2 separate regions of the Homo sapiens genome follow, and region 1 is linked to region 2. The links are chromatin loops, found by intact Hi-C in ENCODE. Cell type or tissue: Caco-2. All regions are shown on one strand. Links, peaks and the distances in the headings refer to the core of each region. The heading gives the core; the rest is flanking DNA. Region 1 overlaps ANXA10 (annexin A10). Region 2 overlaps PALLD (palladin, cytoskeletal associated protein).

Evidence for each region. Hi-C counts contacts between places; a loop is a spot of excess contacts. Peaks named below come from ENCODE experiments on the same cell type or tissue, not always from the same donor. Only the 100,000 strongest peaks of a DNase experiment are listed, where the experiment ranks them.
Region 1: a loop joins it to region 2, with 34 times the contacts of the local background. A loop is called at or near these places in 29 of 110 quality-filtered maps.

Annotation. Positions count from the first base shown.
Region 1 is chr4:168,176,871-168,192,316 of GRCh38, forward strand. It overlaps ANXA10 (annexin A10), which reads left to right. Exons shown (of 12, transcript NM_007193.5): 7 at 870-923; 8 at 1,020-1,113; 9 at 2,347-2,442; 10 at 4,813-4,871; 11 at 7,689-7,811; 12 at 10,496-10,866. The coding sequence ends at 10,564. The region is part of intron 2 of LOC105377524 (a long non-coding RNA gene); the gene reads right to left. Among named protein-coding and RNA genes, the nearest start is that of ANXA10, 92 kb to the left of the region's middle. In Caco-2, for the core only: CTCF peaks have their summits at 7,018 (motif pointing right), 7,221 and 7,625; no DNase peak of the experiment used is centred there.
Region 2 is chr4:168,906,058-168,921,503 of GRCh38, forward strand. PALLD (palladin, cytoskeletal associated protein) reads left to right here. Exons shown (of 22, transcript NM_001166108.2): 16 at 7,870-7,964; 17 at 9,838-9,970. It also overlaps a transcript of CBR4 not described here. Among named protein-coding and RNA genes, the nearest start is that of CBR4, 96 kb to the right of the region's middle. In Caco-2, for the core only: a CTCF peak has its summit at 11,501 (motif pointing left); no DNase peak of the experiment used is centred there.

The sequences.
Region 1 (15,446 bases), core at 5,832-8,331, 730 kb before region 2:
ACGCCTGCAGTCCAAGCTACTCGGGAGGCTGAGGCAGGAGGATTGCTTGAGTCCAGGAGGTCAAGGTTACAGTGAACTATGATCATGCCACTGCATTCTAACCTGTGGAATGGAGCAAGGCCCTGTCTCAAAAAAAGAAAAATGGTAGAAGCAGAAGCTACTGTACTTTCAGTGTTCTCTTAACATAGTTGGAGCAAGGAGAAAGCCTCCCCTCCATATCTTGACCCAAAAGAAACAGTTAATTAGACTGATAACATGCCTCCCTACCTCCTTCTCCCCACTGGCCCTCATAACCCTCAGGAATCAATGGACCCTGCATTGGTTAGCGCCCCTTCCCTCCTGTTTGAAATGATCAACTGGACCATGTCTGTTCTCTAAATGATAATGGAGTGAGAGTTAAACAGATTTACAAAATATTCTCACTGCACAAAGTCTGAGCTTCATTACTATTTTGTTGTTGTATAAATCCTATTGTGCAAGTCAGAGATGGACTTTCTCTGCATTTTTGCTCTAACAATGTTAACACTCATTTCTAACACCCACTGCCATGGTCAGGCAGTGGATACTCAGTTTGATAAGGGAGAAGATACTGCACAGAGACTTGGAAAACTGAAAAATGCCTAAATGTCTTTCAAACATTACCAGTGCTGCAAAGAAAAGGTAAAATAAAATAATGCACATTTTAAGACAAAACCTTATACACTATCTTCTAAAGTATTCATGAAATCAGGAAATGAACACTTACTCCAGATAATAAAAGAAGTTCCTTAGGAACAATCAGAATGTTTTTCAAGGATTTCAGTCTCACTAATCCAATATGAGTTGCTGACTAAGAACATTTACATGGAAAACCTGTGCTTACTTTACAGGGGACCAGAGAGGAAGGATATACAGACCCTGCGATGGCTGCTCAGGATGCAATGGTAACTAGAACCAGTTCTCAGACTGACTGCAAAGAACCTGGGTTAAAATGGGCTGGAGTGGTTCTGATGCTACTTCTCTGCTGGCTAATGTTCCAGGTCCTATGGGAAGCCTGTCAGCAGAAGACGGGGGAGCACAAAACCATGCTGCAAATGATCCTGTGCAACAAGAGCTACCAGCAGCTGCGGCTGGGTAATTATTAACTGGGTTTCGTTCCAGCTACTTGACCAATTATATAACAAAAAGAAGGTGGTTAACTAGAAACAAAAATGAAATATTACAAGGAAATAGCGGAAAGTCAGTTATCTCAAAGGTACTTATTTTGAATTTTGTTTATAAGATGTGCCTTATTTAATGACATTACTAAGGAATAAATATTTCCTTAATATTTTTTCCAATAACTTTCAAAAACTGAGCATTTTAAAAATAATCTCTGTATTTGATGGAGTACTTATTCAAATATATTAGCTGTTTCCTATTAGGTATATTATATGTTGTCTTGCAAAATGCATAGTAAATATAGTTTAACCAGTCAATACTGCATCAAGGCCATTAGTATTGATGTCATGATTTCTGCAATATCGACGGAATCTTATTGGTCTTAGAGGGTGCACTCATGTTAGTTTGCCCTTTGTTTGACATTCCCTAAACTACAGTGTCTTTTTCTTTTATTAAAAAAAATTTTGTTTTTTTCTATATAAAGTACGCAAATGGCTGAAAATTTTCAACAGATGGCCTACCCTACCCCAATCCCACATCTAGACTTTACAAGTCAATAAGAGACATTACCTGTCTTAATGATAATCATAATAATAATAATGAAAAGACATCTTCTTGCTTCTAATTTTCAGTAAGAATGGATGAGAACTAAAGTTGCCTGGGGTAGTCAGATAACTAAGTTCGTGAAATAAAGAATCTTAATTTAACACAATTCTAAATTAGTAAACCCTAGTCTACACCCAAAAAGTTGATTTCATATTTCTCAGAATATTCTTTATAGATACTTTGCTATTTTAATCATCACAGAGAGGACTTTTACACTTAATTCTCATATTTAAGCTCTAGTAGGAAGTTTGCTGCTGACATAAGCCTATTATATATGTCCTAAATAACTGGTCCATAAATAATGGCTTGTTGTGTGCTTCCTCTCAATTTAAATCAGCAGTGAGTTAGTGGGTCCCACTGGAGGTGGCATTTGTTCCCCAGGAGAAGAGAATAATAACAGGTCTTTGAAGTTCAAGATTTATGCTGACTCTACTAAGAGTATTTGTATTTGTTTCAATGGTATTTATAGCAAACAGAATTGATAACAGTAGTACTTTTAATTATTTTATGGAAAATATGGATTTTTACTATGTGTAACAATCTAATATTTGTATTATAATATTTTCAAAATCTCCTTTGAATTACATCAATTTGTTAAAGTTTTCCAGGAATTTCAAAATATTTCTGGGCAAGATATGGTAGATGCCATTAATGAATGTTATGATGGATACTTTCAGGAGCTGCTGGTTGCAATTGGTAAGTAATAAATTATTTGAAGCACAACAGACATTTTATTTCTCTATAAATGCTGAGTGGCTCTGATTGAACTAAAGATGCATGAGTAAGCTCTTGATCGAGTCATTTTCCCTTGAATTTAATTTTTTAAAAGGACATTAACTCCATAGGGGAAGAGTACATCAGCTACTGATAAAATGCACTAAACTGGCAACCTGATAACTTTAATGAACTGATACCCTTCCCTAACAGCTAGTTCAACTTTCATACCAGAAAACACATCATTCTCAGATATTTTCTCTTTGAATTGGCTTCTCACACTGTTCAATCCATTTTATCTTTACTGACTTCCATTCCCTTGTCCAAGAGCCGATAAATACTTAACAGTATGGTTTTCTTCTCTTTAGGAGGAAAAGGATATTTTAGTGACCATTACTAATAAATTTTGGTTTAGGAGTAAATCCTACCATAAAAGAGATTTACCAAGTAGTGATTTTCCTCAGGCTATTGTGATAGTGGCACACCTCTTGCTCCTTCCTAAGTAAGAAATGATATCCCTCCATAGAGGACAAAACGGGGCGAGTTATCCAGAAAAACTGCAATAGAACTACCTGTGCAATAGAACTACCTTTGTCTTGTACTGTGCTGGTGAATTGACAGCACACATTTCAGGGACGACCAAAGGGGATCATTATGAAATATCTCCATCGAAGGCGTAGTCAAGTAATCACTTAGATACTAGTTGAATAAATGAATATTGTGATTTTCCATCCTTGAATGGCAGAGGCATACACGGGCGTGAGAGCTGACAGATAAAGGAATTTTTGTAGCTTATCTAGTAAAGAAGTCTCAAGCTAGGCTTCCATGAAAACAGTTTGATGAAACCCCTAAAATAGTATGCAATAGATGACTATTAATAACTGTGTATTTTTTCTGAAAATGTTACATTTATTCCAGAAAATTCTCTACAAAATTTAATAACCATATATTACATCAAAATCCTTCATTTTATAAACAATGCCTAAGGAAACTAAGTAACTGCCTCCAAGCCTATCAGCTGATTAGCAGCAAAGTTATGACTAAAATTCATAATATCCGAATCTCAAGATAGCTTTCTTTCCACTATAGACCCCTGCCACAAAGCAGTGGGCATAAGAGAGGAAGTGGTGGACATTAGAAATGGCAGAAAACATTTCAACTGATTTATTCACTCAGCAGACATTTATTCAGCACCTACTGTTCTAGACACTGACTTAGGCACTGCAGATAGAACAATGAAACAACAAAAACAGCAAAAGTTCACTGCCTTCAAGGAGCTTTTAAGGAGTAGTGACTCAAGAGTGATTATGAAGATTTCGTGTATTAAAAATGAAAGAAAAGATGAGGGTATAATCTCACAATCTAAAATAATTACTTAAACTACCAGGGAAATACTGTTATGATTATTTCATTCTGGCTAGAAATTATAGCCTCTCATACATTACCTATTCATGTATTAATTTGTTAACCTCTTCAAATAAACACTACTGAATGTTTATGATCATCAACTGACTTCCAGCAAGGTAACTGTTGACCAGGCTCTAGGCTGTCCTACCACCTTAGCAGTTTTTATTAGATAACTTCTAGAACTAGTCTAGACCAGTTGTGGTCCATAGTTTCCCCTTAAGAGATTTCAGGTCTACTCACAAATCTATAAGTTACTAAAAATAGCATTCAAATAGATGAACAGATTACATGGGAGCTATATCAAATTCAATCCTACAATAATAATAATAATCTATAATAGTGTTAATAACCTAGGTCTCTTTGAAGCTCTATTAATTTAATATTCAGATAAAGATGATAAAGTTTTCACTTTGGGAGGCAGAGGCGGGCGGATCATGAGGTCAGGAGATCGAGACCATCCTGGCTAACACAGTGAAACCCCGTCTCTACTAAAAATACAAAAAGTTAGCCGGGCGTGGTGGCGGGCGCCTGTAGTCCCAGCTACTCGGGAGGCTGAGGCAGGAGAATGGCGTGAACCCGGGAGGCGGAGCTTGCAGTGAGCCGAGATTACGCCACTGGACTCCAGCCTGGGCGACAGAACGAGACTCCGTCTCAAAAAAAAAAAAAAAAAGAAGATGATAAAGTTTTCTTCATTAGGCTACATGAAGGAACTAACAAGAGTTCCAACAGATAGAAATAGACCAAGTGAAAATCTGCATGACTCATTATAATGTTGTTGCTTTATATTTTTTTCCTGTGGCTTATAGTGTTACCATTATTCTAAGTGTTGACCTTACAATACAATGTAAGAATTGTAACAGGAAAAGTGTTATTGTTTCTCAAATTCTGACGAAAATATATGTTTTCACTCTCAATGTTTCTTCTTCTCTCTCTGATTTCTCCTAGTTCTCTGTGTTCGAGACAAACCAGCCTATTTTGCTTATAGATTATATAGTGCAATTCATGTAAGTAAGACATATATTTTTAAAATTTCTCCAGAAATTGTGTCTGTTTTCTCAAAGGATTAATTTTACTTCCATCATTTAAATGTTCATTACCATTTTTGAACTTGTATGTACAAAGAAAATACACCCAAGTGAGAAAAACTGGTTTAGACACCAAAAATAAGACATATCAGATAAAAATAATGTTCTGCTTTCTGTATCAAATTTAGGGAACCATATTTGGGGTGTATCTCCCTGTGCACTTTAGAGATTATTTAATATCTGCAGAAACTGGTAAATTCAAATGTTTTTGTATGTTTCCAAAGACCCCCACATCAGACTTATGCAAGTACAAAACATATGGCATTAAGCAGAAAATGTCAAAATATTACAAACTCTCAGCAAGCAATTGCCACGTTCGTGAAGTTTCAATACACGAAATTATGTCAATGGATATTTTTGAACATTGTGCTATTTTCAAAAAGTATTTAAAGTGATAACTAGAAAACCATAAACTCTAAATCTATTTTTGTAATTAAATGGGAATGTTTTTCATACTTCAGTGTGTTATTCAGTCGCACATACTTTGGAGCATTAATTTTTTTTTTTTTTTTTTTTTTTTTTTTTTGAGATGGAGTCTTGCTCTGCTGCCCAGGCTGGAGTGCAGTGGCGCGATCTCGGCTCACTGCAAGCTCTGCCTCCCGGGTTCACGCCATTCTCCTGCCTCAGCCTCCCAAGTAGCTGGGACTACAGGTACCCGCCACCACACCCGGCTAATTTTGTTTTGTGTTTTTAGTAGAGACGGGGTTTCACTGTGTTACCCAGGATGGTCTCGATTTCCTGACTTCGTGATCCGCCCGCCTCGGCCTCCCAAAGTGCCGGGATTACAGGCGTGAGCCACCGCGCCCGGCCTGGAGCGTTCATTTTTTTAAAAAACAAACACTTAAGTGCATCATCACATAATGCACTCCTTATCCATATCTACATGAAACAAAAAAAGAAAGTCTCGGCCGCGCGCAGTGGCTCATGCCTGTAATCCCAGCACTTTGGGAGGCCGAGGCGGGTGGATCACGAGGTCAGGAGATCTAGACTGTCCTGGCTAACACGGTAAAACCCCGTCTCTACTAAAAATACAAAAAATTAGCCGGGCGTGGTTGCAGGCATCTGTAGTTCCAGCTACTCGGGAGGCTGAGGCAGGAGAATGGCCTGAACCCTGGAGGCGGAGCTTGCGTGAGCCGAGATCGCGCCACTGCACTCCGGCCTGGCGACAGAGCGAGACACCGTCTCGGAAAAAAAAAAAAAAAAAAAAGAAAAAAGAAAAGAAAAAGAAAGTCTCATAGAGATAATTATATACATGTCGTAGCCTTGAAAACTCAAAGAAAACGATTAAAAATAATCCAATAATACAGTAATTTTAATCATCAGTTTTATCCTCAAGGTAAATTTAACAGATATACTTCTTAAAAGTAGCCAGCATGCTGGGAAAATATGTTAATAGTCAGGAGTATGTTATTATATATCTTCTGCAGTGTATTTTCTCATTTATGCAAAGGAAGAACCTGGATAACCCCAGAACACAAAAGGAAGATCAATGCTCACAGTCTTGCTTCTCTCCTATTCTATTTTCTAGGAGAAACAGTTGATTTGGTTAAACATTTATTTGAAATAGTGTATTTGGAAATGCTATAGGATGATTTCAATTGTTTCCTTCTCAAAGAACCAACCACTACAACAACAGTATGAAGCTTCACTTGTGAATGATTATGGGAAAATAACTACAATTACCTTGATTCCAATTATGCACAAATTCAAGGCTACTTATTCTAATAGTACATGAAAACTGTATTTTTGCTGTGTATGTGTTATAAGGCAATAGGAAGATATGCGTATTCACAAATGGTTTGTAGGTACGGAGAAGGATTGTATATTCAAGTAATGTAATTTTTGATACCTGAAGACCTCAAATGTCAAATGTTTGTCAAAAAGCTGCTTTAATCACCCCTGAACCAAAGATATATTCTGTGTTCTCCTCCAGTGAACTCTAAAGTGAACGATCTACATTTTAAGTTTGAATACTTGTTAGATCATTCATTTTAACCACCTCAAATTATGAAAAGTTTATTAGTAATATACATTCAAAACATTGTCTTCAAAAATCAGATTCTGTTTTCTGGCCACTAGATGTCACGATTACTCTGTTTGGAAAGACAATTTGAAACTGATTTGTTAGGGTGCAGTATTTCTGGGGCTAGCATACAGACATTGATTTTGTATTTTTCTGCATTTGAATTTAAACCGGCAAATATTTGAATCACCTAGAATTCTAATTTTTTATAATTTATCAATGATGACAAGAAAATAAAATTAAAATGTTACTGCTGTCTTAGACAAATCAATGTCCATCTGACAGAGCTGAGAATGTCTTCCCCTCCAAGGAAGAATTCTTACCAGGAAGGACCACAGGATCAGATTTGCAGTTTATAATGCAGTGTGAGTGGGACGGTGTGAAGGTTAACAAGGCTAGAAAGGGGGAGCAACTATTGCAGAATCAGGGTGAAATGATAAGGGTCAGAGTCAAGGTCGTGGCACTGGAATAGAGAGCACAAGGCATTCAGAAAATAGAAGAGAATAATTCACTGTCAGCATGCGGTAAGGGAGAGGGAGAAGTGACAGAAATGACTCAGGATCTGAACCACAGCCTGTGTGGCCAGTGATGCCAGTGTTGGAAGAACTCAGGAAGAAGAGAAAATGACTACAGAAAAGGGGTGTGTCCACTTGGGACAGACTGACTTTTAGGATGCTGTCTTCTCATTTCTCCCACTTTTCTGTATCTTTTAGGACTTTGGTTTCCATAATAAAACTGTAATCAGGATTCTCATTGCCAGAAGTGAAATAGACCTGCTGACCATAAGGAAACGATACAAAGAGCGATATGGAAAATCCCTATTTCATGATATCAGAGTAAGTTTCCGACACATGATTTATTTGGACCCACATTTTCTCCTTTTTGAAACTGAGATAAAAGTTCTCATTCAAATAACTTCATGGCAGACTCTAAAAAGTTAACTATTCAGACAGGGATAACCTAGTTTTTTTCCTCTACACAGTCTTTAGAACATCGGCAGGTGCTAACTTAGAAAACCCTTTACCTCAGCTGGGCGTGGTGGCTAATGCCTGTAATCCCAGCACTTTGGGAGGCTGAGGCAGGCAGATCACGAGGTCAGGAGATCCAGACCAACCTGGCTAACACGGTGAAACCCCGTCTCTACTAAAAATACAAAAAATTAGCCAGGTGTGGTGGCACACGCCTGTAGTCCCAGCTACCCGGGAGGCTGAGGCAGGAGAATCGCTTGAACCCGGGAGGCGGAGCTTGCAGTGAGCTGAGATTGCGCCACTGCACTCCAGCCTGGGCAACAGAGTGAGACTCCATCTCAAAAAAAGAAAAAGAAAAAAAAAAGAGAACCCTTTACCTCAGCGACAGAACTTATTCCTCTTTGATGTGTTTTACCCAGAAGCATTGATGCAGTCATGCAAAATATTCATTCTCTATAATTGTGCTTAAAGAGCTAAATTCTGAAGTATGATCAGGCTCAGGAAAAATATATATTGCAAAAGGCTGCATTACTTTTGAAGAGGTTTCTTAAATCAGTTGAGCTGTCCTCTCATATTGTCATAGAAGGCAGGGCAGTCAGTCAAATATCATAAACTGCTAATTCGGAGGGACTTAATGTTCCTAGCTATATACAACTCTACATATCCTTATCCCTTTAGCCCTTGAAGGGCAAAGGAGCAATGATTCAGTACTGAACAAGCCAGTGTTTTCATTCTGATACTTTTAAACTTCATGCATTTTGATACAACCTAACAAAGAATCCTCAGAATATATAGGACCATTTACTAACTGAGAGCCTAGTGGAAAATAAAAATGCTTGGCACTGTGTTCAAAAAAGTTTCAAGAATTTCAGGATGGGGAGAGCAGAGCATTAAACCAAGCCAAGCACAGGGACATAAGAATAGAACTGAACTTATATTTTGTGCAGAACTAAAAGCTATTACCTTGTTCACGTTGTTTTCATCTGAAATTTGTAATTCCAAGAAGCAGTGTTTTAGTTTATTGAAAGAGTAATCTAGAAGCAATCTAAAGCCCAAGAGATCACATAATACAGAAGACTTTGTAGGCCTCTGGAGAGCTGAAATGGTTTCTAAGAGGAAGAGTTGATGGAGCAGTTAAGAGAAATCTTATTCCTTCATCTTTGATAAAACTCTCCTACAGCCACTTTCAAAACTCTAAACTCTTTTAGTGATGAGAAATGCATGGCATAATTCATTTTCTAAATGAATACATTAGTTCTTAGGCACTTATTATAATTAATCACAACCGACTCAAAGTCTGCTAATATGAAAATGTAATTAATGTAACTTTGCTATGTACATTTAAAGTACTGAATTATCATTACATGACTTTGTGCCAAAGCACCTTAATATGAAAGTTGATACTTAACAAAGAAACATTTTATAATATTTATTTACTACTATCATTGATTTTGGAAAATATAGAAATTATAGAAGACCATTACAAGAAAATTAAAACCTCCCTAATTTTCTACAGAAAATCATTAATAAACTTTTATTCTGCTATGGTGTGCATGTTTGTGTCTCCTGAAAATGTATCTGCTGAAATTCTAACCCCAAAGAAGTGATGATACTAGGAGGTGGGGTCTTTGTGAGGTGATTAGGTCATGAACGTGGAGCCCATGAATGGGATTAATGTCCTTATAAAATAGGCCAAAGAGAACACCTTTGTCCCTTCTGCCATGTGAGCTTAGAATGAGAAGAAGGCTGTCTACGAGAGACAGGCACTCAGCAGGCACCACATCTGCTTGATCTTGGCCTTGCCAGCCTCTAGAGCTGTTAGAAATAAATTCCTATTGTTTATAAGTCACCCAGTTTATGGTACTTTTGTCACAGCTGCCTGAACACACTAAGACAGGTACTTTCAGTCATTTTCTAAAGCTATATAAATAATAATATGTTTTGCTATGTAAAAGAGTATTTTTATTGAATCATGGTATTCTGCTGTATAAGCTATAAAGTACACAAACTACCTCACATTATTATACATTGCTTCTCAGTTTTTCACTATTATACATAATATTATGGTGTATATATTTTTAGCACAAAACTTTGTGCTTATCAATGATTGATAATAACTTTCTTAATATATATTTCTTGAGGTAGAATTACTACATTAATAATTATAAATATTTTTAAATCTTTTGAGACATATTAATTTGTTCTCCACATTCTACATTCATTTATAACAATAATAATAATAACATTAGGGTACATCTTCCTAAAGTTGAGGAGAATATTTAATTCTAAGGCAAGTTCTTATAAATACACATTCAGGTTCAACCGACTTTATGTAAACCACATACTACTGACTGTAACCAGAGCATTATTCTTCAACAACTTTCATTGGGAGCAGTACTTAGGGCATGTTAAACCTTTAGATGAGAAAAGTAAATAAGTTTAGAAAGGCTAATGGTCCATGGCTCTTTCATAGTGCAGTCCAGAGGAATTATGCTTCCTTTTTAGAACTATTATGATATTTTATTTCAAATATATTATATTTTTCTTTTCAGAATTTTGCTTCAGGGCATTATAAGAAAGCACTGCTTGCCATCTGTGCTGGTGATGCTGAGGACTACTAAAATGAAGAGGACTTGGAGTACTGTGCACTCCTCTTTCTAGACACTTCCAAATAGAGATTTTCTCACAAATTTGTACTGTTCATGGCACTATTAACAAAACTATACAATCATATTTTCTCTTCTATCTTTGAAATTATTCTAAGCCAAAGAAAACTATGAATGAAAGTATATGATACTGAATTTGCCTACTATCCTGAATTTGCCTACTATCTAATCAGCAATTAAATAAATTGTGCATGATGGAATAATAGAAAAATTGCATTGGAATAGATTTTATTTAAATGTGAACCATCAACAACCTACAACAAGAGAGTCTGCTCAAGGCCGTCTTTATCATGATTTGAAAGACCAAGGAAAATGCAGTGTGACCATCCTAGTTTGGGGAATTTTTGAGACTCCTATACAATTACAATAAAGCTAGAGTGATCATCTACAGCAGGCTTTAAAAATAAGTAAAGACGTAAACCAGCAAAATGTGGCCGGGCATGGTGGCTCATGCCTATAATCTCAGCACTTTGGGAGGCCAAGGCAGGCAGATCACTAGGTCAGGAGTTCGAGACCAGCCTGACCAACATGGTGAAACCCTGTCTCTACTAAAAATACAAAAATTAGCTGGGCGTAGTGGCAGGTGCCTGTAATCCCAGCTACTCAGGAGGCTGAGGCAGAAGAATCGCTTGAACACAGGAGATAGAGGTTGTGGTGAGCCGAGATCGCACCACTGCACTCCAGCCTGGGCGACACAGCAAGACTCTGTCTCAAAAAAAAAAAAAGATATAAACCAGTAAAATGCAGCCAGATATATGCTTGCCTGGATTAGACGTATAAGAGATTTGGGTGTAAAAATACTGTGTGTGGCCAGGCGCGGTGGCTCACACCTGTAATCCCAACACTTTGGGAGGCTGAGGCGGGTGGATCACGAGGTCAGGAGATTGAGACCACGGTGAAACCCCATCTCTACTAAAAATACAAAAAATTAGCCGGGCACGGTGGTGGGCGCGTATAGTCCCAGCTACTTGGGAGGCTGAGGCAGGAGAATGGTGAGAACCAGAGAGGCGGAGCCTAGATCACACCACTGCACTCCAGCCTGGGAGACAAAGCAAGACTCCGTCTCAAAAAAAAAAAAAAAATATATATATATATATATATATATATATATATATATAGTGTGTGTGTGTGTGTGCACGTGTGTGTGTTTGACTTGCAGCTATTCTTTTTTTGTGACAGTACTTAACCAACTACTTGCCCAAGCTATGTGAGAAAAGCCATTTCTCTCTGTTTTTATCTTCACCTTTTAACAGCAGCCTCAACGACTTTTGGAAGTTATGATATGCTTTTTTGGTGCCATCAGTAGAGCATGGTCTCTTCTGTCTCTCAAGGTTCAGAAAGTTAGGAGTGACAAAGAAAAAATACTCACTGAGATCAGATTTGGGGAATAACCTAAACTGATGCCACAATCTAGCCAGGACTGAAACCAGAGGCAAGATGGGTGAGTGTAACCTGGAACCAAAAGGAAGAAAATTCTCATCCTGAAAACACATGAAAGTGTAAAATTCACTAGTAAAGCAAACACACAAATGAGGAAGAGAAAGGAGTCACATGGTACCACCACTGAAAAACACCAAACCACAAGAATAAACAGAGGAAAAAAAAAGAAGCAAAGAATATACAAAACAACCAGTAAATAACTAACAATATGATAGGAACAAAACCTCGTATATCAGTAATAACCTTGAATAAAAACAGATTACATTCTCCACTTAAAAGATATACACTGGCTGAAAGGCTAAAAACAGATCCAACTATATGCTGCCTACAAGAAATGCACTTCACCTATGAAGACACATATAGACTGAAAATAAAACTATGGAAAAGATATTTCAAGCAAACAGAAACCCAAAGCAAGCAGAAGTAGCTATATTTATAGTACATAAAATAGACTTTATGTCAAAAAGTAAGAAAAAGACTACATAAGTCATTTCATAATAATAAAAGAACCAATCCAGTGAAATGAAATAACAATTCTAAATATATATGTACCCAACATTAGAGCATCCAGATTCAGAGAGTAAATACTACCAGATCTAAACAGAGAGATGAACTCCAATACAATAATATTGCAAGAATTCAACACCCCACCTTTAGCATTAGGCAGATCATTGAGAAATAAAATTAACAAAGAAACATTGTATTTAAACTGCACTTTAGGGTTGGGCATGGTGGTTCATACCAGTAGTCTCAGCTACTTGGGAGGCTAAGGTGGGAGGATTGCTTGAGCCCAGGAGGTTGAGACTGCAGTGAACTGTGATAATGCCACTGCAGTCCAACCTGGGCAACAGAGTGAGACCCTGTCTCAAAAAATAAATAAATAAGTAAACTGCTTTTTATACTAAATAGACCTAACGGACACTTATAGAACATTTTCTGTAACAACTACAGAAGACACATTCTTCTTATCAGCACGTGCAACATTCTCCAGAAAGGACTATATATTAGACCATAAAACAGTCCCATTGAATTTTTAAAAAATCAAAGTCATATCAAGCATCTTTTCAGACTACAATGAAATAAAACTAAAAATCCATAACAAGAGGAACTTTGGAATGTATACAAATAGGTGGAAATCAAACATGTTGCTAGATGAACATCAGATCAGTAAAAAAAATGAAGATGGAAATCAGAAAGTTTCTTGGACAAATGAAAATGGAAACACAACATACCAAAACCTGTGTAATACAGTAAAAGCAGTGCTAAGAAGGAAGTTTATAGCAATAAATAACTACATAAAGAAATATTTCAAATAAAATCTGACAATGCACTTCAAGGAACTAGAGGATCAAAAACAAACAATACCCAAAATTAGCAGAAGAAAAGAAAAATAAAGATTACAGCAGAACTAAATGAAGTTGAGACTAAAAAAACCAATACAAAGGATCACCAAAATGAAAAAATGGTTCTTCTAGAAAAGAATCAAAATTGATAAACTTCTAGCTAGACTAACCAAGAAGAGAGACACAAATAAACAAAAACAGAAATGAAAATGGAGGCATTAAAACTGATATCACAGAAATATAGAAGATAATCAAAGACTATTATGAACAACTGTATGCTAACAACCTGAAAAACCTAGGAGAAATGAATAAATTCGTGCAAACATAAAACCTATCAAGATTGAATCAGAAAGAAATAGAAAACAAGAAAAGACCAATAATGAATAGTAATTAGAATTGGTAATAAAATGTCTTCCAACAAAGAAAAGACCAGGACCAAATAGATTCTCTGCTGAATTCTGTCAAATGTATAATGAAGAACTTATATCAATCCTCCACAAACTATTCCAAAAGACTGAAGAGGAGGGAATTCTCCCTAACTCATTTAACAAGGCCAGCATTACCAAATGCTGATACCAAAACCAGACAAGGAAAACTACAGGCCAATATACCTGATGAACATAGATGCAAAAATCCTAAAGAAAATACTGGCAAATTAAATCCAATAGCACATCAAAAGGATAATACATCACAAACAAGTGGGACTTATTCCAGGGGTACTATGATGGGTTGACATATGCAGATGAATAAATATGATGATAAATCACATCAACAGAATGAAGGACAAGAAACGTGATTATCTCAATAGATGCAGAAAAAGTATTTGATAAAATCCAACACTCCCTCATGATAAAAACACTCAACAAACTAGGTATAGAAGGAACATATAACAAAATAATAAAGGTCATTTATTACAAACCCACAGCTAACATCATACTGAATGGAGAAATATGGAAAGCATTTCATCCAGGAACTGGAACAAGACAAGGATGTCTACTTGCATCACTCCTATTCAACATGTTACTGGAAACCTTAGCCAGATTAGTCAGTTAAGAAAAAGAAATAAAATGCATCCAAATTGGGGAAAAGGAAGTCAAATTGTCCCTCTCTGCAGATAACAGAATTTTATATTATTTAAAAAAAAGAAAAAACAAAAGACTCCACAAAAAACTCCTAGAACTGATAAGCATATGCAGTAAAGTTTCAGGATACAAAATCATAACACAAAAATCAGTCACATGCCTATACACCAATAACGAAATACCCCAAAGAGAAATCAAGAACTAAATCCTATTTACAACAGCTACCAAAAAAATGCCTAGGAATAAATTTAATGAAGGAAGTGAAAGATTTCTACTAGGAAAACTACAAAACACTGATGAAAAAATTAAAGAGGACAAATGGAAAGATACTATGTGCTCATGGATCAGAAGAATTAATATCATTAAAATGATTATGTAACCCAAAGCAATCTACAGATTCAATTCAATCCCTATCAAAACACCAATGTCAGTTTTCACAAAAATAGAAAAAATTAGCCTGACACTTGTATTAATCAAAAAAGATCCAGAAAAGCTAAAGCAATCCTGAGCAAAAAACAAAGCCAGAGACATCACAATACCTGATTTCCCAACATATTACAAGCCTATAGTAACCAAAACAACATTGTATTAATGGAAAAATAGACAGATAGACCAAAGAAACAGAATAGAGACTCAAGAAATAAATCTATATATTTACAGTCAATTGATCTTCAACAAAGTCATGAGGAACATACACTGGGGAAAAGACACCTTCTTCAATAAATGGTACATTAAAAAAAACTGGCTAGCCATATGCAGAAGAATGAGACTAGACCCCTATGTCTATGTACAAAAATCAACTCAAGATGGATGAACAACTTAAATGTGATACCTGAAACTATAAAACTACTAGAAGAATACATAGGGAAAACTCTTCAGGACACTGGTCCATGCAACGATTTTATGACTAAAACCTCAAAATCACAAGCAACAGAACCCAAAATAGACAAAAGGGACTATATTAAACAAAAA
Region 2 (15,446 bases), core at 9,976-12,475:
TTAGTTTTCTGCCTGTTTAAGAAAATGGTGGAGAACTGACAAAATCCAAAATTTTTCTTCGTGTTGGGTCATTTATTCCTCTTTTGCCCTAGAAAGGCTGGGGTATATTATGGGATGGAATTATCTGTGGTCCTTACGTATTTGCCAACACTGGGAACCTGCTATTAATTTCAAGACATTTTTCTTAGCATGTTTTAAATTGTTATTGGAATAAGCCATTTTATAGAACAAAAGAACATAAACGTAAAACTGCAATTGTGAGTCCGCTTAGTGTCTTCCTCAAATTATAATAATGCATTTTTACATGTGGAAAAGTTCTCAGTGAGGAAGGACTGACTCAGTGCTCATGGCCAATGGCAGTGTGCAGAGTTTAAGACAGCAGGCCAGCCTTGGGGGTCAGTAGTCTCCAGTCATTTAAACTCTCTTGACAAATTATTATGAAGTCACTAGATGAAGGTGAGCTGCTGAAAATCTCCCTTGGATCATTCCATATTACATACATATAATATCACATTGTACCCCACAAATATATACAATTATAATTTATCAATTAGAATAAAAAAGAAATTTTTGTTTATTCATTTAGAGACAAGGTCTTCCTCAGTCACCCAGGCTGGAGTACAGTGGCATAATCATGGCTCACTGCAGCTTAGAACTCTTGGGCTCAAGCAGTCCTCCCATCTCAGCCTCCCAAAGCACTGGAATTACAAGCGTGAGCCACTGCCATTAGCCAAAAATAAATTTTTAGAAAATAAATGTAATCTTACCCAAAGCCCAATATATAATGCCAAAAAAAAGAAACCCTTGTTAACATAGGAAAAAAAGGAAAGGAAGGAAATAAAAAAGAAATGTTACTACAAATACCAAGATTGTAGGGCAACACCGATGATACTGAAAAAACCTAGGATGAGGCCGGCAGGCCATGCAGTACAGGGGTTATGAGCATGAACTTTGGCATCAGGCAATCTCAGCTGGAATTCTAGCTCTGCCACTCACTACCTGTGTGACCTTAGCAAGTCACTTAACTTCTCTGTGCCTGTTTCCTCCCTCGTAAAATGAGGATGATAATAATAATAATAATAATACAGATTTAAATAGTACATGTAAAAAGCATTCAGTTTACCTGGCACATACTATGCTTTCAATAAATGCTAGTTACTGTCATTATTTTAATTCAGAGACAGTAACTACCCCATCTTAAAGCAACAGGCCTACAACAGAAGCCTGTGGAACCAGATGTAAAGGATCAGTTCTGTGTCTAGGTACTCCGTTCCCACAGTACTGTCAGAAAGTAAGCAAGTCAATTTGGGATGGAATTTCTACCCAGTATGTTGTTGCTGTGTGGTCTTCTGACCTCCTGGCTTTTCCATTTTATCACCTCCATGGGAAAGGACTTAGGCAGCAGATGTGGCTGTGCCACAACTGCCACAGCTGTGGGCTTGGGTGGAGGAGCTGTGAGCTAGAGGACGGCCACACCCATAGCACAGCTGACATCAGCCACACATGAAGCTGGGAAGCTGCTCTCTACTCTCAGCACCCTCAGGGCCAAGAGAAGCCCCAAAAGAGAGTGGTTACTGCCCTTATTCCAGGCCCCAGAATTCTCTGCTTTGCAAATCCCAGGCTGAGCCCCATGGTTAACCCTCTCTGGTTCTTTGCTCTACCCTTTGGAGAGAAGACAAAGCAATGAGAAGTGGACCAAGAACAGCCCTCCTAATAGAATATCCTATCCAACCTGTGATTTCAGCCAAGGGTAAAATAACTACTCTGGGTCTATCAAAAGGAGAAAAAAAAAAGATTCAAAGAACCCAGAGCATCACAGTAAACAGACCAGTTTCTAACACTACCTATTATAGTATTCCAACCAACTCCAAAGATCAGTTGACACTCCCAGCATCTTAAGGGGTAGGGCTAAGAGTCTTCTTTACCTAAATAACCCAAGACAGGCAAAAGGAAGGGAAACTCATGAAGTCTAGGCCTCAGTGTGTAAATGTATATATCCCACTGAAATTGCTGTGAGAGAATTTTGATATTTATGCCACTTAGCAGTAGTAGTATTTGTTCCAAGTTTCTGAGCATGTTGCCTAGTTGATTTTAATTCCAAGAGTAAAACCCCTTCTTTTCTGTCTTGGGGGCTTCAGTAACTGGTATGTCCAAATATGGCAGATATAAGTTCTGTGAGTCATCACTTAAAAATTGGAGTGAACTTCACTATCCATTAGCAAAACAAAGTGGCATTTAAACCATGACCAGTGACACACCATTTTTCTACCTAACTCTTGGCATAAGTTACCATTTGTTGCTGTAAGGATGCCATTCTGGAAATGTTTAATGCTCTTAGAATCTCAGCTTTACAACATCTATTACCGTATATTAAAACTTTTTTCTTATAATTTATGAATTAAGACATGAGTTTAAATAGTCATGTCATAAAAGGTGGTGAAAAAAAAATTCAAAATAGCTAAATCTTTCAAGATATAGTAATCCCAAAAGCATAAAGTGTAGTTGACAGAAAACTGAAGTTGACTCCTTACTTCCTTAATGCCCTTTAGTTACCTTAAATTTTGAAATTTTAAAGTTATTTGAGTTTAGAAAAAAAAGTATTTGGGTTTGAAAGGGAGAATACATGTATGTTTTCTAGTACACTGTAGCCCAGATGAAATGAAATAACCAAGGAAAAGAGGAAGACTAGAGTGGAAAAATTAGTTCAGTAATGAAACACAGACGGTAGAGCTCTCCTGAGCAGTGGAAAATAATTACAGAAAGCAGCCAAGAGAAGGGTGAGAACCAAGGAGGGAGGAAAATATTAAAGTTCAGCAGAATATTTTATAGAATATGATATTTTTCCACCTGGGTTAATCTTTTGGGAATAAGAAAAACATTAGATATTGTTGACTGCATCCAAATTCTACTTGGGATAGAACACACAGCTCTAAACATATACTGGGCTGTGTATCACACTCGATGTGTGTAGCTCAAGCAATTCATAAGAGACCAAAGCAATCACATAGTTTAGCAAAATAATGAGTGACTGTGCAGTTACACCAAAGAGAATGCCAAAATGAGGATCACAAATACAGTTTATTTTAGACTCTAATCCTATCTTTAAGAACAACGACATCTAAACACGAATGTTTTACTTTGTTTTGTTGTGTTGCTAAGTTACTTTGTATTGCACTTGGATTTTGGAATGGCTATTTTGCAGTCTGATGTTTCCTCAAACTGCATTATGTATACAAGTGGCAAGCTTTTATGAAGACCTGTGTGCCACAAGTTAAATTTCATAAACTATGAAATATAAATGTTATTTCCATATTACATAAATAATTGGCCTTGCACAAGGTATGAAATAATCTTTACAAGCTGGATGTTTAATACAGAATCACTTTTAGAATTCAAACTTATTTGTAATATAAGCTTTAAACTCTGTGGATTTGTTTGGAATGGAAAAGTAACACACAACTGAGTTAAATATAAAATGTTAGTTTGTTGCTTGTGTTTTGTTTTAGCATTATAAGGTTTCCTGGCTCATTTCAAGCTTCACTCTAAACATTCCCTTCCATTATTCTTATGTTCATAGTAAAGCAGATAGAAATGAGAAAATTAATAAAAGCAAATGCAGCAGCATTAATGTGCATCAGAGCCTACTAACTATGATTACCAGGGTTAATAGGCATATTATTATTAAAATCACTTATTGCTAATTCTATATGACCTTTGTCAAAAATAGTATGTTCAGACTTAAAAACCTGAATTTTCTATTATGCACATGGAAGGCATCTTTTCAAAAAAGCTTCACTGAACTCTGGGGGTTTTTTCCCCCAAACAAAAATGACAAAATTATACAACTTCTTAGTTTGGATGCTCTCTAAATGCTCCTGGTTATGTATTGGTTAGTAATATATTTAGCCAATAACACTGTATAAATCAAACTAATAATTCTGCCTCCTGAAGACCACACCTTCCCCTTTCATGTTCAGAAGTGCAGGTTGGTATCAGAATAGAGAGATTACAAATGATAACTATTCCTTTTTCTTAAATTTGGGAAGTTAAGGAAATATTCTGTGGCAATATTTGTATATATGGTTCTAAGCAGTAGCAGCAAAAACCCTGAAAACAGTGTAGAAATGTGTGACCTTTCCAGAGTAGTATGCCAACCTGTTTACTTTTTTTTTTTTTTTTTTTTTGAGAGGGGAGGAAGAGGCAGGCTAAGCATATCAAGGATCTGTTTAGAGCTGAATAGGGCATATTTTTCCTCCTCCACATCAAATGCAGCCATCACACTAACAAGTACATTTCAGTATGATTGTGCTTAGCACCTTTCAAGCACCAGCAGAAGTTAAAAAGGTTAATCTGCTTCCCACATAGTCTGCCTCCTGTGCCAAAGGTATTTTGTTTTTCCTTTGGAGTAAATTACATTCTAATACCAAGAAAAATAAAATTCCATTACATAAACAATTCTAAAGGATGCCTCAAAACTGGTTATTATAATTATATCCATAGTGAGTGCTACAATAATTTAACATTTTGAGCATTGGCTTCATGCAAAACACAATGCTGCCCGGTGCTTTACAAGTATTAATGCCTTTAATCTTCATAAGAACCCATTAGGTATTAACTATATGGCCTTGTTTTACAGAGAAGGAAACTTAGAAAGATTAAGTTACCTGCCTAAAGTCACTCACCTGTAAGGGACAGCAGAACTGGTTTACAAACTTAGACTGATTCCAGAGCTACTGAATGCAATACGAAGGTATTTAAGGCTCATTCCAGGATTAAGAGCACTAAGTGGCAGGGGAGATAGTGGTTAAATATGAAAGAATTTTAGAAGGAGGTAAGCATATACCTCATGTAAAGTATATTCACATGGAAATTCTTGCTGGGGTCCGCCAAGCTGCTGGGGCTCCTAAAAACCATCTTGATGCATGTCCATGCATAATGTCTCAGACCCATGATAACACAGTACCAGCTATGAGGAATTTAATAATGATAATTTATGATGTCACATACCATTTGATATTTATGAGAGCATTTAGGTTACATCATTTAACCCTTAAAACATCCTTGTGAGAGATATATGTAGCATCCCTATTTGTACAGAAAAAGAAACAAAGGCTTGAACAAATTCAGTGATTTGCTCAAAGTTTTAGGAAAAGTCAGCACTCAAATCCAGGTTAGTGAGGTGTGTTTGTTTGACTGTTTGTAACAACCCATACCTCCTTTTCCAAATTCAAGTTTAAGTCTGAATTTAACTTACATTATATCTTTTTCTAACCGCATAAATGATTAGTTCATTTTAACTTACCATGGATCTTCTGAGCTTCATATCACAAGGAAGGATATATCCAAATTATAAGCATTTCATCATGGAAGCCGCAAAGCACATAATAAGGAAGCCATATCCCACATCAGGACAATTGGAAGCTATTTGTGTAAAACAATACACACACTTCCTTGTCCTCAACCTCCAAAAAGAATCATTAATTTTAAGTGTTCATGTGTTATCTTGTATGATGCATCAGTTGGATAGTTCATGATGGAGGTCTTCTAAGCAAGTTACATCTAGATTTTCTACAGCAAGTACAGATCTGGAGAACTTGGATGAAATTAATTTTTAGATTTCAGGCTAGTTTAGGGAATCCCAAATGTTTGCCAAGAGTTTAGCATAAGAATCTGTATCAAGTGGCCTGTGCTTCAGGTACAGTTAATCTGAGCTAGAAATAATTCTCCTTCATAATGTTAGACTTCATGTCTCCTTGGAAATTTTCAGGAAACACAGTGTTTTAACTATGACCTCAATAGCAAACACCGTGAATGCCAGACGGAGTCACATATGTAGTGGTATAAAACTAGTTATGTTTGTTTCTTTGTGATGACCTCTCTTTGGTAATTCCTCATTCTTCTCCTGTCTGTATTACATTCCTATGTGTCTTTGCCTTTTCTGGGTGGTTATAGCCCTAAAGAAGTCCAGGTTTTAGGAGACCTAGAGAACCCCCCCAGTTAGAGTCCTGCCCTTCAGTGAATCTTGCTATGGGATTTTTCTCTGCATTCCCTCCACTAGTGCCCTCACCCTGACCCCCACTCCAGTCTACTCACAGTTGGAAAGCAGTTCTTCAAAACACACAGAACACTGCAGCTTCTGTTACCTGTCTCTATAGGCAGCTTGCAATAAAAATGACAGCCAATGGGAGAATTTTATTCTGAGTGTAAGTGCATGAGGGCTTCTCATCAACTCTGAGCTAGAACTCACTAAGTCTAATCATTGATGGTACATCTGCTTCTTGTTTTTCCTCTCTTGCTGTTACCTTTGGCAGTCATCACAATTTAGAAGCACATCTTCTCATTCTTCTGAGAGAGTGAAGGAGAAAAATCATCTTTTTTGCTACTCTGCTGGTAACAGTGAAAAAAACAAATTAAGAGAAAGGGCTGAAACAAAAACCAAAGTAACAATGTGTGGCTTATCCATGTCATCTGGGTGCCCTGAGTATTACTTGTCTGTTCACATATGACAGCGTTTATCAAACTCTTTTTTTGCTTTTATTATTTTTAGTTGACACAATGATTATACATATTTATGAGGTACAGTGTGATATTTCAAAGCATGTATACAACGTATAATGTTCAAATCATGGTAATTAGCATATCTGTCACCTCACTTATCATTTGTGTTGGAAATACTCAAAATCCACTCTTCCAGCTATATGAAAATACACAATAAATTATTGTTATCCTACAGTGCTGTGAAACACTAAAACTTTTTCCTCCTATGTAGCTGTAATTTTGTATCCATTAACCAACTTCTGGCTATCTCCCCGACCCCACCACCCCGTCAAAATTTCAATTGACAAATTTAAGAGAACAAAATATAGGTTTTTTTAATTACATAGGCCCTTATCATATGACCCACATATTTTAGGTATTTAACTGCTTCTAGTTTTTAAATCTCAAATATGTTCATTTCATGAGAACATGGCTTCATTTAGTCATGAAGCTCTCCTTATCATCCCACGCATACTTCTTACATAACACTCATTTTATCATGCTCATTTTAATGTATGGTTTGGGGAAGGGATGCCACTAACTTTTTTTTTTTTTTTTTTGAGACAGAGTCTTGCTCTGTCACCCAGGCTGGAGTGCAGTGGCACCATCTCAGCTCACTGCAACCTCCGCCTCCCGGGTTCAATAGATTCTTCTGCCTCAGCCTCCCAAGTAGCTGGGACTATAGGTGCATGCCACCACGCCCGGCTAATTTTTGTATTTTTTTAGTAGAGACGGGGTTTCACCATATTGGCCAGGCTGGGCTCGAACTCCTGACCTCGTGATCCACCTGCGTCAGCCTCCCAAAGTGCTGGCATTACAGGCATGAGCCATCGTGCCCGGCCAGCCACTAACATTTAATTAGTATATTACTATAATTAGTATATTACTAAAAAGAGAAAACTGAAATCATCTAGGTTTGATTTCAGAATTGGCTACAGCTGGTAGATGACCATGAAAATGGAATCTTCACAAGAGACTGATGTCCTCCTGCTATATTTTACAATTCAACATCATGTGTTACGGAGACCTTTGCAGGTTACAATTAATCAAGGGTTGTCATTTTAAATACCATCCTAGATAAAACAGTAAAGCTTATTTAAGAGTTCCAAAAAAAGACCTTGTCACCTTCAAGTTCTTCAAGTAAAAATAGTTTTACTGAGGCACTTAACTCACAGGGAAAGTGTTTTTCTGAAAAGGGTTAGTCATTACTCAAATGGCATACTGAATTTTTTATGAAATAATGTCTTATAGAGAATAGGACAGTAGGCATGATAGTGCTTAGTGGTTAATAGTTTTAAATAGCAAATCATTTATTTCCTGATATTTCTACAGGGCCGCATCAGTTGTACTGGACGGCTAATGGTACAGGCTGTCAACCAAAGAGGTCGAAGTCCCCGGTCTCCCTCAGGCCATCCTCATGTCAGAAGGTATTTAACATGTTCCTTCCCAGAAGTGTTACATTATTTTATTTATTACTATAAATGTAGTACTATTAGAATCATCATATGACCACAAAAGTAAACATAACTGGAAGATAGAATAGGAATGCAAACCTGAAGCCTGTGGCTCCTTGATTATTATGCTCCCTTGTGATGCAGAAAGGGAATGGGAACAAACATTCGCTAATGTGTGCTAAGCCCATTCACATATACTATTAGTTTGTTAAATAAGACATATTTTATAGACAAATAAATCAAGACTCAGCACTTTTAAATGGCATATGAAAATACTACTAAATGGTACACAAATGTTGGAAACCAAACTTCTGTAACCAACAGCTGTGTGAGTGGACGCACACATTAAAAGCTATTACCACTGGGTTTCTTAAAATCAGCTCATTTGTTAATGTTCATTTTTCAGCCACTTAGTTCAAAACATAAGACCATTAGACTACAAATCTTGTAGGTAAGATCTGTCACATTTTAAATACTCAGATATCTGCTAGCAATAGAGATGCTTTCCATTCCTAGTAGTTCTGAGTCTATGCAAGGACACTGATGGAACAATGGTAGGCAGAGATAGAGAAAGGATTATTACTTCTTAGTAACACATTTGCACTTAAAAAAAATTCAGTAAGTCAACCATCCTGTCAACTTGGCCTGTTTAGATATTTTATAGACAGAATATCCTCAAATAGTCCTGAGTCTAAATTACAGGCCATAGGTGCAAACTCCTTTAGTGAAGAGAATACATAGTTAGCTCACAGAGAGTAGGCAGGAAAACTGAGTAAACATCAAACAAGTGGTGTGTGACTGCATCCACACAGACTTTTGTTCAACATTTGGAAGACAGTTCTGGCACCAGAGCATGTGTAGATTTAATTCTAACTTCATCATGGCAATACCTATTCACAGGATGCTAGCCTGTATCTTTGGGTATAAACATAGCATATACAGGATTAGGTCCATTGTCTTGCATTATTCTCTTTGCTTCTCTTGTTGTCTGCAACACATTTTTAAGCCTTTCCTTATATCAGTGGGTCCTGGAAAGCTTTTTTTCCCATAAATTAGATCTATACTTAGAGAAGGGTAAACTATATTAAAAAGCTAATAATTATTAGCCTAGTATGCTTCTTTCATTTGTTCCACTCTTGCTTTTCCTAGTTAAGTGTTTTTAAACTTATCTTCTAGTCACTACTGACAGAATTTGTATTCAACATCTTTTAAGTCTTCCCTGCGATTACTTTCAACTGTATTCCTCTTAAAGGTTTCTCTGGCAACCTTTAAAAGTGACAGAGATGCACAGAATCTGGGAGATTTGTACAATCTCATTTTTTAAAGCAAAAAATAATGCCTCTAGGCATATGGATAACTAATGCAAAAGAAAACTTGCCTAAAAATGTAATTTGTTTTCCTGCTTAATATGAAAAGGAATTTTAATTAAAAATATATTGAATTTTTATCAGAACTTTTAATTTCCTACAAATTTAAAAATCACAGTGTAAAGTTCTAGTAACTTCTGTTGAAAAAGATTTGGTAATAAATGAGCAATAATGCTACTTTTCATAAATATTTAAAAATATTTAGGAAAAATATGTTAATATGTAATACCCCATTTTTTTCCATTTCCCCTTTTATGATTTATAGTAGCCTGCAATTGGCAGACAATTAAATTTATAGTAAACTTCCAAACTAAACAAGAGTTTGCTTTTCTGATTTTTTAATGTGTAAATCTTAGCTGTAGGGATCAGATAAGGAAATCATATTATTACCCCATGTATTTTAAGAAAACAGATGACTAAAAGTCTGGAAGTAACTACTATCTATATTTCTATCTATCTGTCATCTTTCTTGTTTCAAGGCCTCGTTCTAGATCAAGGGACAGTGGAGACGAAAATGAACCAATTCAGGAGCGATTCTTCAGACCTCACTTCTTGCAGGCTCCTGGAGATCTGACTGTTCAAGAAGGAAAACTCTGCAGAATGGACTGCAAAGTAAGATTTTGTTATTGCTTGCATATCCTATTGCCCCACTTCTCCCTCACTTGCCATTTCTCTATAGTTCCTTTTGGGGAAATTACATAAAGTATAAAATGAGAGCTGGGCACAGTGGCTCACACCTATAATCCCAGCACTTTAGAGTCCAAAGCCGGGCAGATCGCTTGATCCCAGGAGTTCAAGACCAGCCTGGGTAATATGGAGAAACCCATCTCTACCAAAAATACAAAAGTTAGCCAGGCGTGGTGGCGTGTGCCTATAGTCCCATCTACTTGGGAGGCTGAGTTGGAAGGACTGCTTGAGCCTAGGAGCTGAAGCTATGTGAGCTATGATCGAGCCACTGAATTCCAGCCTGGGTGACAGAGCAAGACCCTGTCTCAAAAAATGAAATGATTCTAGCTTAAGGGGGGGAAAAAGTGAAATACGTCGGATATTTATATATTGTTTACTATGATTCTTTAAATCTAAATTAAATATGTTCTTTACTCAGAACCCTACATGACATTACTCTAGAAAGTCATCAGGAGGTTTTATTTATCCCTTTAAATGTTGAAATAATAAATATGATAAATCTACCATGTCTTCATTCTTTTTTCATACAAATTTTGTATCCATATATCTACTCTGACTTTTATTCCTCCCATTTTCTAATTCTTTTTTTTTTTTTTTGAGACAGAGTCTCACTCTGTCACCAGGCTGGAGTGCAGTGGTGCAATCTCGGCTCGCTGCAACCTCTGCCTCCTGGGTCTCCTGCCTCAGCCTCCTGAGTAGCTGCGATTACAGGCATGTGCCACCAGGCCCAGCTAATTTTTGTATTTTTAGTAGAGATGGGGTTTCACCATGTTGGTCAGGCTGGTCTCAAACTCCTGACTTCATGATCCGCCCACCTCAGCCTCCCAAAGTGCTGGGATTACAGGTGTGAGCCACAGTGCCCCGCCCCCATTTTCTAATTCTAAGATAAGTTAGAGGGACATCTTTCTTTCATCTGTTTTGCAGCAGGGCTTTTTGTTTTTTTGGGGTTTTTTTTTTTTTTTTTGAGACGGAGTCTCCCTCTGTTGCCCAGGCTGGAGTGCAGTGGTGTGATCTCAGCTCACTGCAGCTTCCACCTCCCAGGTTCAAGTGATTCTCCTGCCTCTGCCTCCTGAGTAGCTGGAAGTACAGGCACGCACCACCACGCCCAGTTAATTTTTTGTATCTTTAGTACAGACGGGGTTTCACCATATTGGCCAGGCTGGTCTCAAACTCCTGACCTCGTGATCCGCCCTCCTCGGCCTTCCAAAGTGCTGGGATTACAGGCATGAGCCACCACACCCGGCCTACAGCAAGGCTTTTTAACCCAAGGTCCTTGGGTAGGCAGGCTTCATTAGGTGTTTGAACTCTGAAATTACCTACAAAATTATGTGTGTAAGATAACGTTCATCCATTTCTCAAAGGAGTTTAGGGAAAAAATATTTAAGAAACACTGCTCTAAAATTTTTTGTTTGATTTCTTTTTTGCCCCCTGTTTACTGATCTTAAATTTAGTTTAACTCTTAAATATGGATAAGGTTTTAAAAAGTTATTTGGGCTCCCTCTGCTGGTTCTGTATGGAATATGAGAACACAAATATAGGCTGCTTAGAGGATTTGGGCATTGTTTCTTCAGAAAGTAAATCTGGGATTATAGAAATGTATAAAAAGAATAAATATAACAAAAATATTTTATTTCTTAGGATCATTATTTATTTTTTACAGTATAAATACACAAATTGTGTTTCAGTCTGTATATATTTTATATATATATGAGTGTGTATTCATTTTTGGTCTATAATTAAGAATTATACAGTACAGCTACCATATGATCCAGTTAATTCTACTAGTGCTTATATATCCGAGGAAAATGAAATCAGAGGCTGGGCACAGTGGCACACGCCTGTAATCCCAGCACTTTGGGAGGCTGAGGCGGGCGGATCACGAGGTCAGGAGTTTGAGACCAGCCTGACCAACATGGTGAAACCCCATCTCTACTAAAAATGCTAAAATTAGCCAGGTGTGGTGGCATGCATCTGTAGTCCCAGCTACTCAGGGGGCTGAGGCAGGGGAATCACTTGAACCTGGGAGGCAGAGGTTGCATCACTGCATTCCAACCTGGGCAACAGAACAAGACTCCCCGTCTCCCCCACAAAAAAAAAAAAAGAAAAGAAAATGAAATCAGTAGCAATATCTGCATTCCCATGTTCATTGCAGCACTATTCATAATAGCCAGGATACGGGATCAGCCTAAGTGTCAACAGATGAATGAATAAAGAAAATATGAGATATATATATATATACATACATACACACACAGTGGAAAATTATAATCCTGTCATTGTGACAACATGGATGAACCTGGAGGACATAATGTTAAGTGAAATAGGCCAGGCACAGAAAGATAAATACTACAGGATCTTACTTATATGTGCAATATAAAAAAGTTGAACTCATAGTAGAGAATAGAATGGTGATTACCACGGGCTAGACGGGGAGAGGGAAAGTTGGGGAAATGTTAGTCAAAGCATATAAAATTTCAGACAGGAAGAATAAGTTCAAGAGATCTGTTGTACAACATGGTGACTATAGTTAATAACGATGTACTATATACTTGAAAATTGCTAAGAGTAGGTTTTAAGTGTTCTTACTACAAAAAAAAATGAAGTCATACATATGTTAATCAGCTCAGTTTAGGTATTCCACAACACATACATATTTCAAAATAATGTGCAGAATTACATACAATTTTTATCAATTAAAAAACACTTAAAAAAATTCATACAGACCACTTGTAAAATAACGTTTTGAGTTAACCAGGGAAATTTTATTTTAAATAGATAATTAGATTATACCAAAGAATTATTAATTTTACGTGTAAAATGGAATTGTGATTATGGAAAAGTCTTGTTTTTAGAAATGCATACTGAGCTATATGGGGGTAATGGTATATAAAATCTGGAATTTATTTTTAAATATAAAAAATAAGAGAGTGACTAAATGATGGGTATATACACACTTACCATACTGGTTATCTCTATTTTTAATCATATTTAAGAAAGAAATAACAGTACTGTCTTTCACTGGACTGGCACATAACTGTCCTTAAAACGCCTGCCATTAAAAGAATATTGGAAACAAAAAGTAAACTGCCTATTGATTTCACTATGATGATCTGACCTGGATAAAGAAAATGTGAAAAATCGGCCAGGCACGTGGGTCACGCCTGTAATCCTAAAACTTTGGGAGGCCGAGGCAGGTGGATCACCTGAGGTCAGGAATCCGAGACCAGCCTGGCCAACATGGTGAAACCCCGTCTCTACTAAAATACAAAAAAATCAGCCAGGCATGGTGGCAGGCGCCTGTAATCCCAGCTACTCAGGAGGCTGAGGCAAGAGAATTGCTTGAACCCGGGAGGCGGAGGTTGCAGTAAGCTGAGATTGTGCCCACTGCACTCCAGCCTGGGCAAGGAGCAAGACTGTCTTAAAAAAAAAAAAAAAGTGAAAAACCTTGCCACATGTACAGATAGATCAGGAAAAAAAAAAAGTTAGTGTATTTAAGCTTTGAAAGGGGAAAAAATCCTGACGATAAGCCAAACACTAAAGCAGCAGCTTGCTTTTCCTCCAAAAAGCCCCCTCCCCTTTTAGCCCCTGAGGAACATTCCTAGACACTGATTATCCTTAACTGGTACTAAATTTTCAGGAAAATAACTAATTCCACTCCCATAGCAACAAGCATCACTATTTTCATGTGTGCTGAGAGTACAGATCTAGTTACATTGTGACCTGCTGGTGGTGACCTTCAGCTCCTGAGATCATGCTGTCTTTACTTAGCCAGGAGAACTGGGGTTAGAAAAAAGGTACAAGGGGCATTCTCTTTGCCCTAGCATGAGTAACTATCCACTGGGTAGGTTCACTGTGAATCACGTGGTTTGAGAGTACGCGTGCTTTGGGCATCTCTCCTACTAAACATACTGTGGCTTCAGTCAGTAGATGGCTTATCTAGGATCTAACCTGGTAAAGTAGGAACAAGCAGTGCCGCTTTGTTTCTAGATGTGGGAACAACAAGGAGCCTGACCAAAGATGTCCACTCCCTCTTCCTCCACACCACTTCTGATGACCTCCAAACAGGTCAGGCAGTGTACATGGAGAGCTGGGGACAGCAAGTGGATAGATAGGAGAACACAGAGCCTGAGTGTCTCAGAAGCCAAGCTGCCTAACTACTGCTGTTTGTTTCCAAAACCTCTTCATCCTTTTAACCAGTCATTTAAGTTTACTTTAAATGCTGTAGCCCTTTGCTACATGTGTGGTGGGAGGCATCTTGCAGGTAATATCAGTTGAGTATCACGTAGCAGGAATGGAATTTGTGAGTCCTCTGGCTGATGCTGGCAAAGCTAGTTCTTCAAAAGAACTGTTTTACAGTCTAAGTGACATCTTTTTGTATATAACTTCGTACTAGTAAAGTTGGGGGTAGGGGGTAAAAAGGCCTTCCTTAACAGTGCATTTCTTCCATTCAAAATCAAGGGCAAAACTAAAAAGCTGGCAGATGGCGACCATCCTGACCCTTTGCGGCACAACATGTTATTAGCAATTAAATGCTTTTATCTGATCTCTGGTCCACACAACTGTCAAGGTCTCAAGATTTTATGATGTTTCCATTGTGATGGTAATTTGTTGAGATGGCTTTCTGGGTAATTTCGTATTGCTCTTGTTATTCAGTTTCAAGGATTATAAAATAATAATAGCAGCCCTGTGTGCTGACGAATGCATTCTCCATAACTATGGCTGCTCCTTGATGAGAAGCTTTACAGTACTATATATAAATGCCAGCTGAGTATTTGTTATTATTGTTGGACATCTTTTTTCAAAGAAGCCCAGAGCCTGGTGCTGATATCATCCCATTAATCTCCATAGCCCTGGGCAAGGTAAGACCATGACAGCAATTTTTTAAATCCCATCTCGGTCTTCTCTAGGTTGCTCTGTAAGAATTGTTTAGATGTAAGCTGGTGAGTGCTCAGGAAGCCAAAGTTTAAAGCAAAAGTTTTAAGCAAAAGAGTAACATGAGCTGATACTAAAAGCCATCTCTTGGCCCGGTGCAATGGCTCATGCTTGTAATCCCAGCACTTTGGGAGGCTGAGGCAGGCGGATCACCTGAGGTCAGGAGTTCAAGACCAGCCCGGCCAACATAGTGAAACCCTATCTCTACTGAAAATACTAAAAATTAGGCTGGCATAGTGGCAGGCATCTGTAATCCCAGCTACTCAGGAGGCTGAGACAGGAGAATCGCTTGAACCCGGGAGGCAGAGGTTGCAGTGAGCTGAGATTGTGCCACTGCACTCCAGCCTGGGCAATAAGAGTGAAACTCTGTCCAAAAAAAAAAAAAAAAAAAAGCCACCTCTTGTACTACTGAAGGAGGAATTTATGCAGACTTCTTAGCTACCAGTGATTTCACTCTGTTTTAATACAA